Linked DNA regions of Homo sapiens: region 2 is linked to region 1. A link is an interaction called in ENCODE POLR2A ChIA-PET data of the cell type or tissue named here. Cell type or tissue: HepG2. All regions are shown on one strand. Region 1 overlaps CBLC (Cbl proto-oncogene C). Region 2 overlaps PPP1R37 (protein phosphatase 1 regulatory subunit 37).

Evidence for each region. ChIA-PET counts read pairs that join two places held together with the same protein. Peaks named below come from ENCODE experiments on the same cell type or tissue, not always from the same donor. Only the 100,000 strongest peaks of a DNase experiment are listed, where the experiment ranks them.
Region 2: POLR2A ChIA-PET joins it to region 1 with 6 read pairs; 1 of 35 experiments calls an interaction of 5 or more read pairs at or near these places.

The regions. Positions count from the first base shown.
Region 1 is chr19:44,795,579-44,798,078 of GRCh38, forward strand. All of the region lies in intron 9 of CBLC (Cbl proto-oncogene C), which reads left to right. Among named protein-coding and RNA genes, the nearest start is that of BCAM, 12 kb to the right of the region's middle. In HepG2, no CTCF peak of the experiment used is centred here; a DNase peak (open chromatin) is centred at 1,283; H3K4me3 peaks cover 291 bases.
Region 2 is chr19:45,097,206-45,099,705 of GRCh38, forward strand. The region is part of intron 1 of PPP1R37 (protein phosphatase 1 regulatory subunit 37); the gene reads left to right. Among named protein-coding and RNA genes, the nearest start is that of PPP1R37, 5.3 kb to the left of the region's middle. RefSeq lists enhancers at 343-931, 932-1,521. In HepG2, no CTCF peak of the experiment used is centred here; DNase peaks (open chromatin) are centred at 616, 1,256, 1,666 and 2,466; H3K4me3 peaks cover 648 bases.

The sequences.
Region 1 (2,500 bases):
GCTTGAGCCCAGGATTTTGAGACCTTTCTGGGCAATATAGCGGAACCCCGTTCTCTAAAAAAAAAAAGAAAAGATGAAAATAGCACCGCTGTCCCTCGGGGCCCTGCTCTGCTGTATGTTCAAAGATCTTTCGCCACCCGGCAGAGCTTAGGGTTGGTTTTGTCGGCTTTTATCACTGTCAGGTTGCAACCTTCCTGCAGGTCAGGCCTTTGTTGTCTTCTCCGTCATATCTCCAGAGTGCAGAACAGTGCCTAGCACACATACACGTCATAGGTGCTCAATAAATAGATGCCAAATGAATACACTGAAGTGAGTCTTCCCAACAGCCCTATGAAGTCAAAAGTGTTCCTCTCCCGGCTGGGCGCGGTGGCTTATGCCTGTAATCCCAACATTTTGGGAAGGTGAGGCAGGTGGATCACTGAGTTCAGGAGTTCGAGACCAGCCTAACCAACATGGTGAAACCCTGTCTCTACTAAAAATGCAAAAATTAGCTGGGCGTGGTGGCGCACACCTGTAATCCCAGCTACTTGGAAGACTGTGGCAGGAGAATCGCTTGAACCCGGGAGGTGGAGGTTGCAGTGAGCCAAGATCGCGCCACTGCACTCCAGCCTGGATGACAGAGGGTGAGACCCTGTCTCAAAAAACAAACAAACAAATGAATGTTCCTCTCCCCATTTTCCAGAGGAAAAAAGTTCAGAGAGGTGACAGTACCTGCCCAAAACCACACAGCCTGAAAGAGGAGAAGTCAGCGTTGGAGTCTTTAAGGCCCCCAAACCATCTACTTATTTTTTTGTTGTTTCTTTGTTTGTTTGTTTTTCTTTTGAGATGGAGTTTCACTCTTGTTGCCCAGGCTGGAGTGAAATATTATGATCTCAGCTCACTGCAACCTCCGCCTCTGGGGTTCAAGCTAATTCTCCTGCCTCAGCCTCCTGAGTAGCTGGGATTACAGGCAGGTGCCACCACGCCTGGCAAATTTTGTATTTTTTAGTAGAGATGGGGTTTCTCCATGTTGGTCAGGCTGGTCTCGAACTCCCAACCTCAGGTGATCCGCCTGCCTCGGCCTCCCAAAGTGCTGGGATTACAGGGGTGAGCCACCGCGCCCGGCCTACTTATTTTTTAATAAGCCCTGTCCTGGCTTTCTTTTCTCCCTACGCTGCCACCCCAGGATTTTTGGGACCCTGGATTGCTGGGGAGAAGCAGATCTCTTAGTATCTCCGGCTGAGTACACACAGGCTTCGATCAATACTGAGCTGTCTTCAAACAAACAGCTCAGGAAGTCCGGGAACATTATTCGACCACAGCAAACAAGAGAGCCAGCAGGAAGCGGGGCGGTGGGGGGGAGGGTGGCGGTGAAACCAGCCAGGGAAGCTAAAAACAGATCCAACCTGCCGCCAAAAGCAAATGGAAACATTAGGAGGCACTCAGCCGGCTCCCAGAGGACAGTGATGGGGGACACAGCCAGGACAGCAGGCTGACAGGGACCTCGGGCCTGATGGTGACACCTTTGCCTAGGCCATACCCTCCGCCTCCCCCACCCTTTCCTCCTCTCCCCAAACCCTGCCTGATTAAAATTCCAGTCCACTCCCACCTAGTCTTTCATTCTTCAAAACATACCACAGAAGAGACAGCCTTGGGTTTGTTACTTCTCAGCAAGGCACTGTCATAACTTTTGTTGTTGTTGTTGTTGTTTGAGATGGAGTCTCACTTTGTCACCCAGGCTGGAGTGCAGTGGCACGATCTCAGCCCATTGCAACCTCCGCCTGCCAGGTTCAAGCGATTCTCCTGCCTCAGCCTCCCGAGTAGATGGGGTCACAGGTGCTCACCACCATGCCTGGCTAATTTTTGTATTTTTAGTAGAGACAGGGTTTCATCATGTTGGCCAGGCTGGTCTTGAACTCCTTACCTCCGGTCATCTGCCTGCCTCGGCCTTCTTAAGTGCTGGGACTACAGGAGTGGGCCCCGCCTGTCATAACTTTTGCTATGTGCCTGGCATTGCTTTTTTTTTTTTTTTAAGATGGGGTCTCTGTCTAGCGGAGTGTGGTGGCGTGCACCTGTAATCCCAGCTACTCAGGAGGCTGAGGCAGGAGAATCGCTTGAACCCAGGAGGCAGAGGTTGCAGTGAGCCAAGATAGCGCCATTGCACTCCAGCCTGGGCGACAGAGCAAGACTCCATCTCAAAAAAAAAAAATAGGGTCTCTGTCAGCCAGGCTGGAGTGCAGTGGTACAATCACAGCTCACTATAGCCTCAATCTTCTGGGCTCAAGTGATCCTCCCTCCTTAGCCCCCAGAGTAGCTGGGACTACAGGTGCCTGTCTCCACACCCGAATCATTTTTAAATTTTTTGAGCAGTGAGGCTGGGGCTGCTGTGGACACTGGATGTGATGGGACTGTGTCAGTGGTCAGTGTCACCGTGGTTGTGATCTGTGTATGGTGCTGTGGCCCCTGGGGTTGCTGTCTGCACGCTGCTGTTCTCCATCTGAGAAACCTCCCTTTAGGGGAC
Region 2 (2,500 bases), 300 kb after region 1:
TTGTTGGCATCAATCTCATAAGCTGTGGGGAGGGACAGGGGGTGTCATTTGAGCTGTGGATCTAGTGGAAGGGTGGCGTGACCCCAAGGCCAAGGGGTAACAGAAGAGCTGACAGGTCTGAAGGGGGGAGACTCAGTTATCCGGAAGCTGTTGTGCCGTGCTAGAGATGGAGCGCTGCCTAGGCCAGGGGATGGAGGAGCGCCCCTGGGTGAGGAGGAAGCAGCACTGGGGGCACCCCAGTGCAGGGGTCTCCTTCAGCAGAGCCTCACCCCTGGGGCTACAGTGGTGGCCCAGCTGGGTGGGAGCTGTGGGGGGTGTCTACCTGAGGGTGAGCGCTCCCTCAGGCCCTGCAGGGGCCCAGGGTTTGGGGATTCCTGGAGATGAGGTGATCTGGAGGAGGGGGATTGTGAGGGAGGGTCTCGAGCCTGCCCAGGCTTATCCGGATTCCCATCTCCCACAGTGGGGTTCCGCCTGCTGGGGCTGCTGTTTCCTCATTACGTGAATGGCCATCTGATGTTCTTCTGTTGTGTGCTTGTTTTCTTGGTGGTGGTCTCTCTCCCGCGCTGGAATGGGAGAGCAGAGGCCGAAGTCCATCCTCTTCTCCGCTTTCCTCAAGGACACTCAGTTGTTGAATGAGCGCCTGTGGGCCCGTGAGGCCTGGTGGTGTCTGAGAGCCACCTAGCAGAGTGACATGTAGCTGAATGTCAGGGGCCTGAGCAGCCTGGCGTGGGGATGCCAGTGGGGCAGCAGTGTGCTCTGTGGCCTCTGGCAAGCATGGGTTCTTGCAGAGCATTGTGTTTCCTCACCTGTGAAACAGGGCCAGTGATCCCTGCCCTGCAGACCACCAGGATGTCAGAGGATAGGGTGAACCTGCTGGGGGCAGGTCTCCTCAGCAAGCCACAGCCAGGTGTGTGTAGATGGGCAGGGAAGCTCGGGGAGGAGGCAGGCTGGGAATCGTGAGTGAAAGAGGCCGCTTCAGCACTGCCAGGCTGGGCACGTGGGTGCCCGTGGGGAGCGAGCTAGCCGGCTGCACTGCACCCCATCATGTTGTGGCAGACCCTTCAGCTCTTCTGAAGGCCAAGGCCAGACTTACACAAGGAACCCATCAGGCCAAACTGCAGGAATGACCTGAGGCTCGGCTGGTCTCCTCAGTCCCAGCTGAACTCTGTGGGGTTGGAAAGATAGGCATGTGAGAGGGACTTGTGATGAGAGCACATGACACCAGCCACAGTCCGGGAGACTCATCTCCCCTCCTCCAGTCCTGCCGGTGACTCACTCCCTGCTCCCTGACCATCAGTCCTCCAGTGTGTGTGCGTTGGGGGTTTGCCCACTAGGAAGCTACTTGCATGAAGTCAAGGTGTCTGCAGGGCAGGGTGAGGGGGCCCAAGCATGCTACCATCTCTGGCCACCTGAGCTTTGGAAGGCAGCGGGAGGGGTGGGGGCAGGGTGTTCTTAAATGCGGATCTTAGGGCATGGAAATGCCATACTGTTGGCTATTGAAACCCGTGCTGCAGATTCAGTCCTAAAAGCAGGCTGGACAGGTAGACATGCATCTGTCAGTGGTGGAAAGAGGCCCCAGGTTAGAGAATCGGCTTGCTTCAGCATTCGTGGTGGAGCTGCTGGGGAGTAGGGAACAGGGTCGAGGCGGGTGCTTTGATGCATCTGCTCAGATTTCCGTCTGGGCCCAGCTCCACCTCCTGCTGCTGGAGTTGGCAAGTAGACCCTGCCACTGAGCAGCCACGTGACTTTGGCGATTGTTCTCTCTGCCTCGATTTTTCTGTGTCTAAAATGCAGCAGTATGTCCTCATAGGGTGATTGGGAGGATTAAGTGAGATAACACAGTGCCTGATCCATAGTAAATGCCCAGCAAATGCCTCCCTTGTTATTCCTGTCATCACCACTCCTCTGCCCCCACCTATAGCCCTAACATTTTGTTTCTGTTTCCTGCCCGTGTTGTGTATTTGTACTCCTCTTTCCCCTATAGTGTCCCACGTCAGCGTCCCTGCTTTCCCTCAGAGGCCCACTCCTCCAGGCTGGGTGCCCCAGCAGTCCCTGACCTCCAGGCCTGACTCTGTCTCTGCCAAGCTGTGTGACCGTGGACAATTTGTCCAATCTCTCTGAGCTAAAACTAAATCAGCCTGTCTCAGCCCACTAGTAGAAGAGGCAGCAGGGGTACCAAGATTCCACACTGGCCATGTTAGTTCCAGCTTCTGCCTACTCTGGCTGATGACTTTGGACAAGTTGCAGCTCCTCCCTGAGCCTGAGTCTCCTCTGGAGCGGGGGCTCCACCACCCCAGCCCCCTGCCCTGTTGGAGCATGATCAGGTTAGTGGTGGTATTGTGCTGGTGCCTGTCCTCTGCCCTCCCAGGCCCTTTGCACACTGTGACTCGCCGCTCTCCGTGCCTGTACATGCAGTTGGGCCGCCTGATTCTTTGTGCCTGTGATTATCTGTGCTCGCATCTATTTCCCCCTTCAAGGGCAAAGACTGTGTATGAGTCAC